Linked DNA regions of Mus musculus: region 2 is linked to region 1. The links are chromatin loops, found by intact Hi-C in ENCODE. Cell type or tissue: gastrocnemius. All regions are shown on one strand. Each heading gives the region's core, and the rest is flanking DNA. Links, peaks and the distances in the headings are about the cores only. Region 1 overlaps Cuedc1 (CUE domain containing 1). Region 2 has its middle 8.4 kb from the start of Vezf1.

Region 1 (9,797 bases), core at 811-8,810:
GCTGAGGTGCAGGAGACCTTGGGGGGGAGGGGGGGGGAAGGCCGCAGCGGCTTGGGGGAGGGTATAGATCGGACCCACTGTGGCAGGTCAGGAGAGATAGGAAAGAAACCGAACTCTCTTCAGGCCCAAAGAATCTCCACATGGGTCATCTTGTCAGTTCCTAACTGGAACCTTGGGATCCTTCTTCTTCCTCTCTTTCTTTCTTTCTTTCTTTCTGGAAAGGGGGGGGGGTTTCCTGCATTTCTGCTCATCCCCTATAGAGGAGCCAGACTACAAATGGGGTTTGTGGCTGGCTGGCTGCTGTCTCGAAGGCTCCAGGCCCCTCCTCCAATCATAAGCAGCTCTGAAAGTTCTAAGTCCTGTCTGTGGAAAGCGGCAGTGGCTGGGCTGGGCTGTGTGGCTGAAGAAGCCTGAGCCTTGGTGTGCGAGCACCGTCTGTCTGGGCTGCAGCTGGAGGGCACTGGTGCTGCTCTCTGGTTGCCCCCACCCAGTCAGAGCATCTCTGGCAAGGTGAAGCTGCTGGCACCTGGGGAGTAGAGAGAATGAGACGTTTTTTCATCAAAGGAGCTCCTCCGTCACCGGCTTTCCCCGCCACCGGAGAATATGAGGCTCCTCCTCCTCTTGCCGGAGGTTCTAGATCATTCTGGAACTCTGCCTTGGATCATACCCACTGCTCAACTGCAGGGACCTTAGCAGCTAGACGTGGAGTGGGAGGAGATGGAAGTGGAAAGGAAGCTTTTGCATGGGGAGGCCTCACAGGTGGGAGACTGCCCCACCCCTGAGTCCTGTTAGTAGCTTCAAGGAGCTACACTAAATCCGAGGATTTGAAGGGGCAGAAAAGTCATCCCAGACTAGAATTCAGTGGGCCTCAGGCACCAGACTGAGTTCATAGGACTTTTGTTCAGAAGACACAGGGAAAAAAAAGCACAGAGGTGGTGTTTGGTGGCCAGGGTGGTGGTGGCACACACCTCTAATGCCAGCACTCCGGAAGCCAAAGCAGGCTGATCTCTGTGAGTTCAAGGCCAGCCTGATCTACAGAGCTAGCTCCAGGACAGCCAGAGCCACACAAAGAAACACTGTCTTGAAAAATATCAAAAAGCAGGGGGCGGGTTGGTAAAAGAATTAACAGGTAGGGCAATGGAGACATGAGTGGTAGTCTGTCAAGACTGATGGAAAAAGCTAGGAGGAAGAAAACAGGGAGGAGAGACTAGTTTGCAGTGAGCTGACAGGATGGACAGACACACTGTAGAGACCAGAGGATGCAGCAGGGACTCAACAGATCTGGAAGAGCAGCTCTTGTGGAAGAGGGGAGGCGGGTCCTTTGAGAGGGAAGGGAGAAAACTGAAGAGAGGTAGAGGCAGAGCAATGAATAGGCATTGATGAAGACCAGCTCCCAGGAGTCAGAAGAAAAGCCAGGGATGCTGAGGTGATAGGCAAACCAGGCCTCGACTGTGGAAGGGAGCATCAGAATGCACAGCAGGCCCTGGAGCTGGCAGGTGACAGACCACCTTGATTCAGTCCCTTTCTGGAGCCTGTAGGGTTGCAACAGACACTGGGCAATCTGGTTTTCACAGTGCGGAGCTGGGAGGGGAAACAAGTTGGAAGCTCAAAAGTGATGAGCATGATCCAAGATGAGTTGGCTTTGGGAGGACCGCCTTTTCCCTGGGGACCAGTGGGATGGCAGAAGGGGCACAGGTGGGGATAGTTCCCTAGTTGCCCTTGCTGGGGTGCAGCTCTGTGTGTGAGGGAATCCGGGGAAAGCATGGAAGAGAGCTGAAGGGAGAGAAGAATGTGGAAGGGGGACAAGATGGGAGAAGGCGGTGCCTGCTTTTGCTGACCATGCCCTCTGTTGCCTGGATTATGTCATCTCCACAACTACTATAGGAAGAACATCTGTTCCTCTGTAGGTGGAAACAGGGCCAAAACTGCTGCACCACAGCTCAAGAAAGCCGAAAAGATGCTGAGTGTGGGGAGCAGGAGAGCAGCTGGGCAGGCAAAGCAGGTGGATGGGAGAACAGCTTCTCACTGGGGGATGAGGCACCTGGAGAGGCGCACGCATGCCTAGTCCTGCAGGAGATACTGGCATTCCCTGGTACACCCCCCCCCCATGAGTTTAGAGAGGAGCCTGGAGGAGAGACAGCCCAACCCTGAGGCTCCAGAGGCACCTGGAGAGGCGCACGCATGCCTAGTCCTGCAGGAGATACTGGCATTCCCTGGTACACCCCCCCCCCCATGAGTTTAGAGAGGAGCCTGGAGGAGAGACAGCCCAACCCTGAGGCTCCAGACAGAAGCAGCCATTCCAGGGGACCATCTCCCGACCTTTAGCAGGTCCCTGACCATCCAGCGTCAGCAGAACACTGGACACAGTTCTGAACGACAACCACAGTGTTTCTTACGTTATCCTCTTAATAGTCACTGTGTGTCCTGGAAATGTCTTGTCAGTGGGGCTGCAAACTATTCAAGGTCAAAAGCCGGTTTGGTTTTCTGGTCAGGGCATCTGTCGAAGGCAGGCGTGATTATTGTTTGTCAGATAAATAAATGAATAAATAACCAAACTCTTAAAAGTACAAAAGCCAGGAGTGAGACAGCAAGTCTGTAATCCCAGTGCTTGGGAAGTGGAGACAGGAGGGTCTGAAGTTCAAAGCCAGCCTCATTTATATAACCAGTGCAAAGGTAGTAGGGTTAGATGATATAGAGATAGAGATAGAGATAGAGATAGAGAGAGAGAGAGAGAGAGAGAGAGAGAGATAGAGATAGAGATAGAGATAGAGATAGAGATAGAGATAGAGATAGAGATAGAGATAGAGATAGAGATAGAGATAGAGATAGAGAGATGCTGGTTTACAGGGGGAAACCATGTGCCCTGCCACAAGAAAACAAGAAAAGGCCACTGATACTTGATGTTCCAGCCCAGCACCTCTGGATCCTTGAAGTACCCATGATGGGTAATAGGCCTTTGCCCTAGCTGCCCCTGGAAACTGTGGTCCCAAGCCTTACCTCTTACTGTCCTTCTCTTAGGGCCTCTTCCACCTTAGGCACCTCCTGCCGCCTACCCCGGAAGTCTTCCTCTGAAAGGCAAAGGGAAAGGCCTCATCTTCCACTCTGCAGAACCTCATGTGGGCCCATCCTCAGGCTGGGCAGGGGAGCTGCTTGACCTCTGACCCTTTGCTTGGATCTTGACACCGCAAGCAGCAGTATGCGGGTACAGTAAAAGAGGCAGAGGCAACCTGGGCGCTGGCCTGACTCTACCACTGAGCACTGTGGCCTTGGCCAAGTCTCACCCTTGTCTGGGCCCTGGTTTTTCTAATCTATCAAGCAGGATAGGAGTGATAGACTATCCAGAAGACCTCAGGGCCCTCTGGTCTTTGTATCTGGTGTCTCCTGACCCTTTAAGAGCCTAATGCTGAGGGTTCATCCATGATTGGCCTAGAGAGGTCTTTTGACCCCTTATGACCTTTAGAAGGGGCTGGGTAAAAAGTTCTTTCTTTTTCTTTCATTTCCCTCTCTCTCTCTCTTTCTTTCTTTCTTTCTTTCTTTCTTTCTTTCTTTCTTTCTTTCTTTCTTTCTTTCTTTCCTTTTTTTACTTTTTCTTCTGGTTTTCCTTTTTTTAATATAAAAAAGATATAGTATTTATCTTTATTTAGTTATTTATTTAATGGATATGAGTGTTCTGTCCACATGTGTGCCCAAATGCCAGAAGAGGGAATCAGACCTCATTACAGATGGTTGTGAGCCATCATGTAGTTGCTGAGAATTGAACACAAGCCCTAGGGAAAAACAGCCAGTGCTCTTAACTGCTGAGCCATCTCTCCAGTCCCCTTCTTCTGGTTTTACAAGACAAGGTTTTTCTATGTAGCCCTGGCTGTCCTGGAACTCGTTCTGTAGACCAGGCTGGCCTTGAAATCACAGAGATCTGCCTGCCTTTGCCTCCCAAGTGCTGGGATTAAAGGTGTGTACCACTGCTGCATGCTAGACTGAGCCTTTCTAATTTATGGTTGTCTGTGTATGAGGTCTGCCAGTCTATCCCTCATTCCCTAGGGACCATTCTCTGGGAATAGTGCCTGGCACCCTGGGTTCCTCTTCAGGGATGATGGGAAGCAGGTGTCAGTGTGTGCACCTCATGACAAGGGACCACATTTCTGTGGGCCACCTGTCTGCCAACCCCTGACATGTCCCCCAGACTGAGTGCTCCCTTGCTGAATATTAGACCCTCAGGACCTCCTCTTGAAGGGTCACCCATCCCAAGCAACTTAGACTTCAACGTCCCCTGACCTGCCTCACCGTAAGCATGGCCCTCCACGTCATCCAGGAGGTTGGCTGTGGATGCAGCAGCCCCCAGCCTGCCGGACTGTTCAGGAAAACTATTCTAGAGACGGATGGGTACTGCGACAGCTTGTTCAATCTGCCTGTGCTCTGTCCTGATAACCCACCAACCTCAGAGGCTTCTACTATCCCTCCCGTTCCCAAACTGCCTAATGGTGTCCCTTCCAGGACCCTCTCCTGGGATCAATGGACCAGCTAGCCAGGCCCGACCCCTTTACTCTGCCCCCATCACTAGGGACAGGGAGAGTGACATTTCCCCCGTTCTCCTTCAACTACTCAGTTTTCAATATCCAGGGCCCTGTGGATAAGCACGGATGAGAACTTTGGTGTGAAGACAGGGAAACTTTTTTTCATTCAAAAAGCCAAAAGTGGAGGAAAAAAAAAAAAAAAAAAAAGCAGGCCTCTGGAGACACAGCTGCAGGGACCTATGAACCAGTTCTAGTAAAATTAGGGGAAGACTCGGTGATTTCAATAGGAAGACGATGTCTTTCTCCCAAAATGCAGATGACTTAAGGCCAAAAGTAAAGAAGGCACTGGAAGGACGGTGTCCCCGGGGAAAGGAACACAGGAGCTGATGACGGGGTTTCCTGGTTCACAAATCAAGGAGGGGCGGCCGCAGAGCCGCATCCCACTCCCGAGGAAGGTTCAGCCGGGATCTCCATCACTGTTGTCAGTGCTCCCCACCCCACCCCAGGGCCAAGCAGAAGGATACGACTGAAGCTTCGGTAAATGTTTCTTCTTTGACTTCCTCATTTTGGTCTTCTCGGAGAAGGCTCGGGCGAGTTCAAACAGCTTCCTGCGCGTAGCTGGGGCAGAAAGACTCGTGAGCCCTTAATGCTCCAGAGAGCCAGAGCATCAGATGGCTTCCCTCCAGGTTTGGGGGCAGCCAGGCAGAGCGCCACACCAGGCCCCTTGGGTGGGGACTGGGAAGAGGAAAGTGACAGGAACAGCAGACACCAGTGCCACCTAGGGAGCAAGTGCGCCATCCCAGGTCGGCCTCCGGGGGCAGCACAGGCCAGCACTCGTCAAGTACACAGCAGCCTGCCTCCAGACCAAGATCCGGGTATTCCTTCCCTAGAGGCGGACAACCACACAACCACGGCTCCTGGCTTTCTTTCCCGCTGCTGGCTGCCACGGCCTTCCCGCCCCTCCCCAGCCACCTCCACAGTTGGTCCTAGGATTTCCATGAGTCATCGGAAATTTTCCCTGAAATAAAACCTTGAAAGGCTCCAGCCTCATCCCCGCTGGTTATGGGTCTATGAGACTGGAGACGGGAGGATGACAAAAAAAAGCGGGCAGTGGGGCGAGGTTCCCCTATCCCAAAATGTCTGCCATTCCCACAGAAAGCAGACTCAGCCAGTGACTCCAGTCTCGGCCAAGTCCTCACGCCACAGAGAATGTGAACACCGACACACATTATTTTCCAACAGACAGCTGGCTCAAGAGGATTTAAACTTAATTTGTCTCCAGACTCAGCTGCAGAATAAAGTAAGGCAGGAAGGCTGAGGGAGCTAGCCTGTGATTAAAATGTCACCCGGAGTTCAGCAAGAGTCAATAGCATTAAAAATCTTCCGGGGGGGGGAAGGGGGGGCTCTCTCCCTCTCATGAGGCCACAGGGCCTGCCTCAAGAGAGCTGGGACAAGGAGGGGAAAAGGGGCAAGACTCACATTTTCCCATGTGTTTCAACTTGTCCCTGAATAAGGCATCTTCTGACACAGTGGGGTTGGTTTCACTGGTTCCTGGAAGGAGGAGACACCTGCTGAGGGACCAGGCCCATTGGGTCTCCGAGGTCCCACTAAGAGATAGAGTGAGCACCTGGCCAAGGCTCTAGGGAAGGAGGTCAGAGGATACCCTCCATCCCTGTTTCTGTCTGTTCTCTTATTACAGAACAAGTCCCGGCTTCTTCCCTGCTATAGGAGTTTAAGGCAAGTTGCAAGAGTACTTCTTTCTTGCAAGGTACATTTTCCTCTTCGGAGCAAACAAGGGCAGCCTTAAGATCTGCTGCACGTATGGGAAACTGGCTGGCCTTGGGTTCCAGCCTCTCTAGCAGTCCCATGTCCTCAAAGCCATGATGGTGGTTTGAAGTGAGCTGGTAGGGAGATCTATGTCTCGGAAATCCCCCCAGCCTGCATATCAGCCTTCTCCTGCACCCAGAGCAGAAGGTTAACCATTTGCCAGCACATCATGACCCTCTGTGCATCCTAACTCTCGTGAATTGAAGCAGAAAGGACAGAGAGCCAAGAACGCCTCCCAGATGCTGAACGGGAACAAGAGCAGGGCTCAGCCAAGAGTCAGAACGCAGTGAGCCACCTGCGTGGGTCTCTCAGGATCCTTGGGCTGCAGCTCACCGTCCTGTAACTTGGCTCATCCCGAGTCACCTTGTCTGCTAACTTCCCTTTCAGTCACTCTGATCCAGTTCAGCAGCTCCAGTGTCCCTTGTTAATTTGGAATCAAGGACAAGAAAACTCCCAGCTGAACATCTGGTGAGGCCTAAGCTCCTGGCTGCTTGCTTAGGAATCAGTTCTATGGGATTTTCTTTCTCTGAGCTGGGATTAGCGGGGGCACCTTACCCTTCTGTTCTTGCCTTCCCAGCTCAGCTGTGGGACGGAGGGTCTGCTCCTGAAAAACACACGGCTGATCCCTTTTAAATATGGATATGGGGTGATAGCAGGAACTGACCCAAGATTCAGAGTCCAGGAGCCAAGGATGAATACAGAGTCTCTGTTCACACTCCCAATCTAAGCTCTGCTATAGTCTATACATCTTACTAATACAGTCCTCACTCTGGCCTGTCAGCCCCAGTGCTGCTGGCACTGAAGGGAAGTCACATGTAGTCTGAAATGAGTTGGAGAGGCGGTCATAGGAGAGACTATAAAACCCTGCTTCTCTAGCCCTCTGTTTTGTTTTTTTAATGAATTTTAAGATATTTGTTTATACTTATGAGTACTCTATCTGCATGTATGCCTGCATGACAGAAGAAGCCATCTAATTCCATTATAGATGGTGTGAGCCAACATATGGTTGATGGGAATTGAACTCAGGATCTCTGGAAGAGCAGCCACTGCTCCTCCTCCTCCTCCTCCTCCCCTCCTCCTCCTCCTCTTCCTCTTCTTCCTCCTCCTCCTCCTCCTCCTCCTCTTCTTCTTCTTCTTCTTCTTCTTCTTCTTCTCCTCCTCCTCCTCCTCCTCCCCCTCCTCCCCCTCCCCCTCCTCCTTCTCCTCCTCCTCCTCCTTTTCCTCCTCCTTCTCTTTCTCCTTCTTCTTCTTTTTTTGGTTTTTCGAGACAGAGTTTCTCTGTATAGCCCTGGCTGTCCTGGAACTCACTCTGAAGACCAGACTGGCCTTGAACTCAGAAATCCACCTGCCTCTGCCTCCTGAGTGCTGGGATTAAATGTGTGCTCCACCATGCCCGGCTTTTTCTTTTCTTTTTCTTTCTTTTTTTTTTGGGGGGCGGGGGTTGGGGGGGGAGGGCAGCCACTGCTCTTAACCATTGATTGAGCCATCTCTCTGGCCCCTTCTCTGGCAGTTCTTGTTAAAGCATCTTGCACATCATACACAGAATTTCTCTTTCCCACACACGGCAGTGGGTGTCTCAGGGCAGAGAGCCTGCAGCTACTTAAGTGAATGAACCCTTCCCAGATTAAGCTCACCCTCTCTCTCTCCGTGGACTGGATACAGTCAACATGTATGCCTTGCCGTTGCTGGTGTACTAATTAGGCATTAAGCCTCATTAAGACAAACCTCACAAGACTCTACGGCCTTCGTCCTCGCAGTTGCTATTAAGAGACATGACATGGTTCGGTGTGTCCTCTGGTAGGACAAGATCCAGAAATAGTTGGGAGGTCAGCCAGCCTGTGGTAGGTAACCTACAGCTCCCAGGACAGCGAGAGCCTAAGTCCACTCAGTGAAGGGGATATCTCACTCCACAGGAGATCTATCTATCCCTTCTTGCTTGCTGAAGGGCCTCGGGTCCCACCCTTGGTCTGTTTCCTCATTCTACCGCTAAGTTCTCAATATTGAAGATAAAGTTGGGGCGTGGGCCCAGTGAGCCCCGCAGGCCCTCTCTCGGGACAGCAAGCTTACCGGGGACAGAGGAGGGAAAGCCACCGTCATTTCCAACCGCCGCATTGTTGGATTTGGATTTCTGGGATTCATATTTCAATCGGTCTGGAGAAGGAGACAGATTCTGTCAGGGAAGTGAGCTCCAGGGTGCCCGGGGGCACACTGAAGGCCGCAGGAGACTGAATCCCCCGAAGCACACAAGTATACATACACACACACACACACACACACACACACACACACACACACACACACCTACCAGCTCTTGAAGAACTTGTGATAATAGAAACAACTACCTACTAAGCATTTGCAATGTTGGAATGTCAGAATTAGCAGCTTTCTGAGACCCCAAACCTATTTGATTGTATTGTCTTAGGGTCTTAATATGGAGCCCAGGCTCTCTTGGAACTCATGGTTCTCCTTCCTTTGTGTCCTTAACGCTGGGCTTGCAGGTATCAGCTACATGTTCAGCCAAGCCAAGCCCCCCCTCTTTTTGTTTTGTTTTGTTTTGTTCTGCTTTTTGACATAGGGTTTCTCTGTGTAGCCCTGGCTGTCCTGAAACTCTATCTGTAGTCCAGGCTGGCCTCGAACTCAAGAGATCCACCTGCCTCTACCTCCTGAGTGCTGGGTTTAAAGGTGTGCACCACCACCACCACCACCACTGCCTGGCTCTAGTCACACCATTTTTTTTTCCTGCCTGTAGGCCTGCTTCCTCCAGCCCAGCAAGCCAGCAGTACAATTTGCTTCCTTCTTCCCCAACACCTCAGACTCCCTCCCTTCCCTCCCCTCTCCCTCCTTCCCTCTGTGACAAGCCCACCTCCTCAGCCCTGTCTCCAAACTTTACCTCAAAAGGAAAAGCAGCCAGGTTGGGGAGCAGGGTGACCCATCCATTGATCATGCAAATATCCTGCTCTAACCTCCATTCAGGACCCTCCCATTCTGTCACCCATAAAGCCAGTCACCTTGTCCACAGGGATCAAGACATGGTATCCTTGACTTGTAGCTAGAGGTTGGTAGGAAAGGCAGCATTTCTTTCCCTGTCTCTCAAGCGTAGACTAATTAATGCTGAGCTCAAACAGATATGCAGGGCAGGGGAAATGGCCCAGTGAGCACACCCTCTTCCTCTGGGTTCTCAGGTGTCCCCAACCCGCACTGAAACCCGGAGCTCCTGAATGACCCAGGGAGGCCCAAGTTCAAGCAGGTTAGAAAGTGCCTGGCATGCCCACATCCAGCAGGACGCCTCCTGAGGGAGGCCCGAGGCTCCTGCCCTTGTCACTCTCTTCTGCGTGGTGAGGCTTGGTGCCCACCTCTCTCCAGGGCGAGGAGGAAGTCCCGGTTTCGCTGCAGCTCCTTCATGAATTCCTCATTCTGCAGGAAGAGGGCAATTCTCTCATCTTCCAGGTACTGTTTCCA
Region 2 (9,797 bases), core at 698-8,697, 130 kb after region 1:
CAGCTAGGGCTGCGTAAGGGGCAGAGAGAGGAGTACCAAGAAGTACTAGCCATAAAGAATGGTCACCCCTCAACACCAGCCTCAATCCGACCATGGGAGAAAGTGTAGCCCTGCCAGAAAAGAAAGGAAGGCTTGCCTGGAAGGACAGCAGAAGCACTCTCCTTCCCTTCTACTGGATAACCACGCTAAAGTGTCATTGCTAGTTGTCTGTTTTAACTGGCGAGGAAAACAATAAAGATTTCTTTGTTCCTGAACACCTATTTAAGTTCCTTGACAGCTGTAATAGTCACAAGGAACAAATCTACTCACATGTCTAGTAGAGTCCAGCTGGTATTTGAGAAACGTGATCAAAACACATTTTTTACAAAGGTCATGACCCAAGACTTCAAAAACTGAGTCTAAGCTCACATAAACACATCACCCTTTTTGACTGTCAAAAGTCAACAACATACCTATCAGTTTCACCAATAAAGCATTTATGTCAAAACGCTAGCTTCCATTTTATTCCTGGATGATGCAATGTCCACAAATAAGGGTTGGGAATGTAACTCAGTGGTAGAGCTCTTCTCTAAGCTAGGCAGTGGTGGCGCACGCCTTTGATACAAGCACTTGGGAGGCAGAGGCAGGTGAGTCTCTTGTTTGCAGCCAGCATACTTTACAGAGTGAGTTCTATGGCAGGTGGGGCTACACAGAGAAGCGCTATCTCAGACCCCCCGCCAAAAAAAAAAAAAAAGAGCACTTGCTTAGCATGTGATTAGCCCTAAATTTAATCCTAAGTAAGCAACAGTAAGCAAGAAGGAATACTGAACACAAGCAAAATAGCATAGGCCACAGCAGGAAAGAAACTAAGACAAGTCAAAAATATACTAAGTGAAATTCAATACATCTGGAAAACACATTCAGGCACCAACATTTCTCCTCTGGACACCTGCTCCTCACTGCCCTTAGACGCCCTAGGTCCCTAGAGCAATGGCTGACTTAACAGTCCTACAAACTGGTAGGACTGACTAAAACACAAAGCTTAGGCTCGGTTGTCATCAAAACTTTTAAAGTTGCTTAGAGGAGGAACCCTTCTCAGTGGCTATTGCTTCTACACCAAATATCCTGAGAATAAAGTGATATTAGCCAGTATTGTGTCACCAATCTAAAAATGCTATTCACATATAAAGATTTTTACTGATTGTAATGCCTCTCTAAATGTTTCTATATAAGTGGAATGAAAGCAAGCTTTTTAGTGAACAACCTTTACTTCAACAGTTCTCTTCAGTTTCTCTTCTACTGGGCCAATTAGATTTCCAATCTGCTGAGGTGGGTTGTCCCTCAATTTTTGGTAGTAAAAGAAACAGGAAATCACGAAACCAGTGTTGAGTGCAAGTTCGTTCTCTCTCTCTCTCCTCTCTCTCTCTCTCTCTCTCTCTCTCTCTCTCTCTCTCTCTCTCTCTCTGGGTTAAAGATGTGAACGGCAACAATCTAAGTCCTGAAGTGACATCAGAAGAGTAGTCAGATTAGGATCTGAAAGGCTATTCTGGTCTAGAAAACAAGCCAACGGACACAACAGAAGACCCGATAAACCTAAGATCTGGCTCAGTTTCCAGAAGTGGGAATTAATTCTATTAAGAATGTTTCTGGGGCTGGTGAGATGGCTCAGTGGGTAAGAGCACCCGACTGCTCTTCCGAAGGTCCGAAGTTCAAATCCCAGCAACCACATGGTGGCTCACAACCACCCGTAATGAGATCTGATGCCCTCTTCTGGTGCGTCTGAAGACAGCTACAGTGTACTTACATATAATAAATAAATAAATAAATAAATAAATAAATAAATAAATAAATAAATAAATAAATAAATCTTTGGGAAAAAAAAAAGAATGTTTCTGCTGGGGGTTGTGGCGCATGCCTTTAATCCCAACACTCAGGAGGCAGAGGCAAGCGGATTTCTGAGTTTGAGGCCAGCCTGGTCTACAAAGTGAGTTCCAGGACAGCCAGGGCTATACAGAGAAACCCTGTCTCGAAAACAAGCAAAACAAAAAACAAAAACAAAAACAAAAAAAAAAGAAAAACAAGAATGTTTCTGGGGGCCGGAGAGATGGCTTAGCGGTTAAGAACACTAACTGTTCTTCCAGAGGTCCTGAGTTCAATTCCCAGCAACCACATGGTGGCTCACAACCATCTGTAATGAAATCTGATGCCCTCTTCTGATGTGTCTGAAGACAGCTATAGTGTACTCATAAAATAAATGTACCTTAAAAAAAATGTTTCTGGGGCTGGAGAGGCAGCTCAGTGGTTAAGAGCTTTGTTCTTCCAGAGGTCCTGAGTTCAGTTCTCTGTAACCATGTGGTAGCTCACGACCATCTATGCCGGGATCTGATGCCCTCTTCTGGCATGCAGGCATACATGCAGATAGAGCACTCATAAAAATAAATCTTAAAAAAAAAAAAGTTTGACCATGAGTCTCTGAACTATAAGCTACTACATTTTGTTATACTGTTCAGTCATAAATATAATAAAAGGGCAGGTACAGGAGCTATTGCTACAGTGGCTGAAGCTGTACTCAGCATCCACCTCTCCCCATTCACTCTTTAAATTGTAATATGTACCTGCTGTTGTCAAAATATTTGACCCTTAGTTTGTGTACACATTGGCAACAGGCTCTCTGCTCAGTATGAAGAAATTCTAGGAGGGCAGGATAGCTTTTGACTCAATGAACTAGTTACTATGGTACACTGAGAAGACTAGCTAGTGCTTTTGAAGTACATATTGTCTCAAAGTATACAAAGCTCTTCTCAATTGACAAAAGTTAACTAGCTATCTAGTCTCAGGGCCTAATCTGGCCCTGCTTTTGTTTTATAATCTCTGTAGGGCCTTTCTTACCTTACAGCTGTTTCCTCTTTCCCTAACTTCCTTTCCCTTCCCACCTCTCCTTTGATTTTCTCCCCAATTTCATTCAGCACTGAAAGCATGGGGAACAGATGGTCGTCAACCCAAGGCAGTGCAAATGCTTCATGCGTTTTACGTGTGAAAGCCCACTGCTGGCTTTGTAATAATGTAATACATTATTTCTGCTTTTTTTTTTCCTTTGGTGTTTACTTTAGACAAGAATGTCACAATGTAGTTATGTTCCTTATATGAAAATTATTTCAGAACTATTTATTAAACTACATATAGTTTGGAATGGAAAACACCACTTAGTGGTACTTATGTGTTAGAATTAGTAACTTGGAGAAATTTGTCTATGACCACCTACATAGGTATACTTAATAAAACTAATGCTAACATCTGAGAAAGCTCCCACATATGTTCAATATACAACTCTTTCAATGAAAACAATTACTCTGCTCTCTTAAAAACTATATATAAGCTGGGCATGGTAGCACATGCATTTAATCCCAGCACTTGGGAAGCAAAGGCAGGCAGATCTCTGAGTCTGAAGCCAGCCTGGTCTACACAGTAAGTTCCAGGACAGGCAGGACTATATAGTAGACCCAGTCTTTAAACAAACAAACAAACAAAAGTTCCACAATCCATATGATCTGATATGACTAATCTTCTCATCAGAGAACTGTAAAAATTCAAGCTAACCTGACCAATGGTAAGATGGGAGGTTCATAGGTGGGAGAGATCCAACACTTCTTTAGCATAGATAAGGAATTTTGCTTGATCCCCAGAATTCAAAGAACAGGTGTATGTGTGTGTGTGTGTGTGGGTGCTCAGTAGGTAAGACACTGTTGTCACTAAGTTTGACAGTTTGACAGCCTGAGTCAGATCCCTAAGGCTCCCATTAAAAAGAGAAAATTCCCACTAGTTGTCCTCTGACTTTCCACATATACATATAATGTAATGTAATATAATGTACATATAATGTAATGTAATATAATGTAATAAAATTTTTAGCTAGGCCGTGGTGGCGCAAGCCTTTAATCTCAGCACTTGGGAGGCAGAGGCAGGCAGATTTCCGAGTTCGAGGCCAGCCTGGTCTATAGAGTGAGTTCCAGGACAGCCAGGGCTACACAGAGAAACCCTGTCTCAAAAAACAAACAAACAAACAAAAAATTTTTTTAATGGGCTGGAAAGGTGGCTCAGCAGCTGCTAAGAGCACTGGCTGCTCTTCAGAGGACTCAAGTTCAATTCCCAGATCCCACATCTTGCTCACAACTGTCTACAAACCCAGTGGCAGGGAATATGACAGACACCCTTCTGATCTCTTTAGGCACTAGGCATTCAAGCAATGCAGACATACAAGCAGGCAAAATATCCATATACATAAAATCAAATTTAAAACAAAACCAAAAACACTAACAATGTGTTGAAGTGTTCTGAGTTGGAGACACATTTAAGGGAACTCAAGAAGAGAAAGTGACATCATAAACCCAGCATTTCACAACAGCAGTATACTCATACAGCTTCAAGAGTCACCCAGCCCTCCAGATATCATTTAAAAAGAAATTGTTTAGACATAGTCCCCAATCAGGCCATGATCAGAATTCAAAATAGAAGGATGCATTGAACATTTTGAAAAGCTAGTCAGGGCATCTCAATGACAACCTTCCCAGTTGACATGAATTTTAATCAGTTGTAGGCTGTAGAATGCAAACATTTTGACTGCATACTGAAAATTGGCAAGTTTAGCATACCAACTTAACAACTCACCTATCTCAGCTGATAACAATTCAATTTGGGGATGGGCAATGGTGGCCCAGGCCTCCAATCCCAGCACTTGCTGAGGCAGGTAGATCTTTGTAACTTAGGAGACCAGCCTGTTCTACAGAGTTAGGTCTAGGACAGTCAGGCAGCCAAGGCTACACAGAGAAACTCTGTGGGTTTGCTTTTGTAGATCTCATATAAACTTTAATGTATACTCAGTCAATGTAGAAGCTGGAGCTCTAGCTCAGTTGGTAGAATGTTTGCTTGCTTAACATCTAAGAGTCCTGGTTCCACTCCCAGTACCACACAAACTGTCTCTAGTCCCTAGCACTTGAGGGGAGTAGGCAGAAAGATCAAAAGTCATTTTCAACTACATAGCAAATTTGAGATCAGGCTAGATAGCAGAAGACCCTATCACAAAAACAAAAACACCAAGTAGGGATCTTTTGATACTTACCACTGGCAGGTTCTTTGGCTTTTTTTTTTTTTTTAATATTCATGTATATGAGTGCTCTGTCTCCATGTACACCTGCATGCCAGAAGAGTGCAATAGATCCCATTGTAGATGGCTGTGAGCCACCATGTAGTTGCTGGTAATTGAACTCAGAACGCAGTCAGTGTTCTTAACCACTGAGCCATCTTGCCAGCCCCTTCTTTGGCTTTTATAGGGCTGCTGCCTAGTTACTGAGTGGCTGGCTGGCAAGTCCAACCTCTGAATGACCTGGCCAAAAAAAGGGCAAAGGTTTTCCTGAGCTGAACTGTCTGTACACTGTAAAGCCAGGAAGTCAAGCATTTCACTGTCTTGGAGCTGGGCTCTGAGCTAAGGCCAGGGATAAGAACACAGATCAGACAGCACCATGAGACACCCTGGTGGCATTAAGTAGATATTACAGGTGGTGCGCACTTTAGTTACTTCTGAACTCCCAATTGGAAGGGAGGTCTAGAAAGGGGGAGGGAGGGAGACTGAGAGGGAAAGATGTCTTGCAGTAAGCACAAGACATGTGACACATATACATGCATAGAGGCAAAACATTTACATACATAAAAAAATCTTAATTGAGACACCAAAAAAAAAAAAAGGCCTCCAAGAGCTAATAGCTGGCCAAGGGCAAATACACATGAAAATTAGAGTAATCTAAAGAAAATGCATTTAATGGATACATGTGACATAATTAAACAGGCATAAAGCAGGAATGCCACTAGTTCAAAAATTTTTTCAGCTACTAACTAATCTAGGGATAGTGATTATGGCTCACTGTGTAAGCTCCAGCTATCCTGAACTTCACTATGGAGACTAGCCTGTCCTGAAGCTCAAAGACCCATCTCATCTACTGCTACCACCATGCCTGGCACTTAGTTGTGGTTTCATCTGAATTTTGTTTAAAGCTTGCTTTTACATATATGCCAAAAAAGGTCTCAGATTTCCTGGAGGTGGAGTTACAGGCAGATGCAGGACCTCTGGAAGGGCATGAAGTGGTCTTGACCACTGAGCCATCTTTCCAGTCAGATGGAAGAATGTTTAAAAAGAAATGGGCTGTTGTGGCAATTTGAGTATGAGGAGTCAAATATCTGTTTTCTGGGCTGTGTGGCTTCAAATTAACTGCCTAAGTTTGTTCTTGTTCTATTAGTCTGAAGACTAGTGCCAGGATCCTGAAGTAAGACTTTTCCAAGCCCAACATAACCTTATACGTTTAATGTATGAATTGCTGTAAAGATATCAAGTCCAACAAAAAGAAAAATACAGAGCCAGGTGTGGTGGCGCACGCCTTTAATCCCAGCACTTGGGAGGCAGAGGCAGGCGATTTCTGAGTTCGAGGCCAACCTGGTCTACAAAGTGAGTTCCAGGACAGCCAGGGCTACACAGAGAAACCCTGTTAAAGAAAAGAAGAAAAGGAAAGGAAAAGAAAGAGAAAGAAAAGAAAAAAAAAAAAAAGAAAACTACTGAAGAATCTGCAAGGATTCGGAGGAAGGGCCACTAAATTCACAAGGCCATATTTAGGCTTCCTCTGTAAGAAACTTGGGGGAAAATGAGACTTAATAGAACCACTTAGTTTTCAGACAAGGCCCTCAATTTCCTTTTTTTCTTTAAGATATATTTTATGTATGAGTATACTGTCACTGTCTTGAGACACCAGAAGAGGGCATCCGATCCCCATTACAGATGGTTGTGAGCCACTATGTGGTTGTTGGGGACTTAACTCAGGACCTCTGGAAGAGCAATCAGTGTTCTTAACCACTGAGCCATCTCTCCAGTCCCCTCAATTTCTTAAAAATAAGCTGTCACTGGGCATGGTAGAACATGCTTTTGATCCCAGTACTGGGGAGGCAGAAGCAGGCAGATCTCTGAGTTCAAGGCCAGCCTGTTCTACAGAATTCCAATATAGCAAGCACTACATAAACTGTCTCAAAAAGTAAAAAATCAATTAGCCAAAAGACCAACTGTCACTGTGTAGCTGCCTGTCTTGCCTTAGCTTCCTAGTGCTTAACAGTGGGGATAACAGATATCACCACATTAAAACCACCTACTAGTGGGTCTCACTGAAGAGCTAGTTCATAATGACATTGGAAGGCTTGGATCATTAGTGTTTACCACCAATCCTGGCATGTTGCCATCAGGACAGCTGAGATATGTGACCCAATGTTAGGAGTAAAATACTTTATAATCTACTCAGTTAATCCACAGCTTAGGAAATAAGATGTCTATACTGCTATATCATTTCTGCCAAATTTATAAACTTTCAACAGCACTGAATTTGGTTCTTGGAAAATACAGTTACTAAAATCCCACAAAGCCTGAACATATAAAAACATTAAAATAGGGGCTGAAAAGATGGTTCAGCAATTAAAAGAGCTCTGGCTGCTCTTCCAGAGGTGGTCCTGAGTTCATTTCCAGCACTACATGGTAGCTTACAACCATCTGTAATGGGATCTGATTCCTTCTTCTGATGTTCATGAAAACAGAACAGTCATATACATAAATCTTTTTAAATACATCTTGGAAAAAAGTACAATTAAGTGTTTATTAGCAAGTGCTAGAGATAGATCAGAGTTTAAAGTACTGTGCTCTTCCAGAGTTATCTGGGTTTGATTTTCTGCATCCACATGGAGGATCACATGCAACTCTAGTCCCAGTGGATCCTATACCTGCTTATGGCCTCCATAGACACTGCACACGTGGTACAGAGACATGCACTCATGCACATGTTTTTTATTAATTCAAAAGGCTTTGTTTAGCTTGTTAATTTTTAAAGTTCAACAATGAGCTGACCTCATGAGGACATTTAAGATTTGAAGCACTAGCCAGGCAGTGAGTGCTTTAATTCCAGCACTTGGGAAGCAGAGGCAGGTGGATCTTGATTTGGAATCTAGCCTAATCTAGAGCTGAGTTCCAGGATAGCCAAGGCTACACAGACAAACCCAGTCTCAACGAATAAAAAAAAAAAAGAAAAAAATGTTTTGAAGGAGGTTAAGACTACTAATGAGGCAACTGTGTATAATCTCACACTTGGGAGGATTTCAAGTTGAGATCAGCCAGAGTGAGACCTTATTTCAAACAAATGAAACCCCCAAGAGCTAGTCTGATTCAAGTCAATAGGCATGGTGGCACTGAGGCAAAGATGAACTTGGCTATTACCTTTCTGAAATTTACTTTGCCAACTTAAGGGGGTTAGGGGAAGGCCATTTGTTTTAGTTATAACAATATCTATTGTACAACTTAAAATTTCATATTTCTAGAGTCTTAAAATGTGATGTAACTCTTTTTTTGAGACAGGGTTTCTCTGTATAGCCCTGGCTGTCCTAGAACTCACTTTGTAGACCAGGCTGGCCTTGAACTCAGAAATCCGCCTGCCTCTGCCTATGGGATCAAAGGAATGCGCCACCACACCCAGCTGTGATGTCACTCTTAAGTATTCTGTAGCTTAAAAGTTGTCTATGACATGCTGTTACTGGTGGAAATAAGTATGTTAGCAAAGGACTTCACAGACCCTTTTAGGTTTCCTTTTGACGGTTCAAACAACTCAACCCTAATTGCTCTGGCCCCAACTTAACTCATAAGGTCCTCTAATACTTCAAGAAATAATTTTTGCTATACCTGACATTTTAGTAATCTAAACTCAGCCCTTCTTTTACCAAGAAGGTGTAATGGCAAAGCTGGAGTTTATCAAGGGACATTAGAGTGGTAATAGGAAAGGGGCAAGGGCTGAGCATGAAGCTCGGTGGTAAGGTGCTTGCCTAGCATATGTGAGGTCCTAGGTTCAGTCCCCAGTACTACTGCACATGCAAAAAAAAAAAAAAAAAAAAAAGGAAAAGGGCAGTATATACCTAAGACAAAGGTGTAGACTTATTAAAAGAATCATTGCAAAGGAAATTCTGGAGTCGGTGTGAATTCAGAATGCCTTTCATATGTTCCCATTATAGACACAGCTGGCCTTCAGTTAGCAACCTTACAAGAGCTTATCCAAATGCCCTGGTTACTGGTGTATATAACCATACATTGCTTAAGAGTTCAACCTTGCAGCCTCATGTAGCCCCCAACGTAACTTAATAAGCAGAGAAATACCTATTATATAAATCTGATCAATGTTGACTGCAAAAATAATTTGTCCACTTTTAACATCCTATTTTCCAAGTGACAAGTTTTGTAAGTTTTAGGTATTCCCACAGCCAAGTTTTATTTCCAAAAGGTGGTAAATTTATGTCATTAAGTCTGTGGGCTTTGGATGTTCTTTTTGTTTGTTTTGGCGGGGTGGGGGTGGGGGTGAGGTGTGGCTGTGGTATAAAATTGAGACAAAGAAGCTAATGGTAATAACCTTTCATTCTCAGTAATCCCCAGCTCTTAAAATGTCAGTAAGTTAAACTCTTCAAAAGAATGGGGTTGACTTTTGATCACAGCATACTGCCTGCATACAATATAGCTAACCTGACAGGGTTTGGGTGCACATTATCTTTAAAAGTTCATTAGCAATATTGAAATATCATTCCTAAATCTCCCAAGAAAAAAGGCTCTAAAGTATACTCACTTCCTCGGGTTTCTCTGTATAGCTCTGGCTGTCCTGGAACTCAATTTGTAGACCAGGCTGGCCTGGCCAGAAATCCGCCTGCCTCACGAGTGCTGGGATTAAAGGCGTGGGCCACCACGCCTGGCCCTTGTGTTACTT

Evidence for each region. Peaks named below come from ENCODE experiments on the same cell type or tissue, not always from the same donor. Only the 100,000 strongest peaks of a DNase experiment are listed, where the experiment ranks them.
Region 2: it touches region 1 in a loop (5-fold over the local background); 39 of 42 quality-filtered maps call a loop at or near these places.

Annotation. Positions count from the first base shown.
Region 1 is chr11:88,183,326-88,193,122 of GRCm38, reverse strand. It overlaps Cuedc1 (CUE domain containing 1), which reads right to left. Exons shown (of 11, transcript NM_198013.3): 5 at 9,692-9,797; 6 at 8,406-8,489; 7 at 5,991-6,062; 8 at 5,036-5,129; 9 at 4,282-4,340; 10 at 2,998-3,068; 11 at 1-526. The coding sequence ends at 3,001. Among named protein-coding and RNA genes, the nearest start is that of Mrps23, 16 kb to the left of the region's middle. In gastrocnemius, for the core only: a CTCF peak has its summit at 5,319; a DNase peak (open chromatin) is centred at 5,302; H3K4me3 peaks cover 1,890 bases; H3K27ac peaks cover 5,827 bases.
Region 2 is chr11:88,054,986-88,064,782 of GRCm38, reverse strand. No RefSeq gene overlaps it. Among named protein-coding and RNA genes, the nearest start is that of Vezf1, 8.4 kb to the left of the region's middle. In gastrocnemius, for the core only: CTCF peaks have their summits at 2,374 (motif pointing left) and 5,521; a DNase peak (open chromatin) is centred at 5,424; H3K27ac peaks cover 3,587 bases.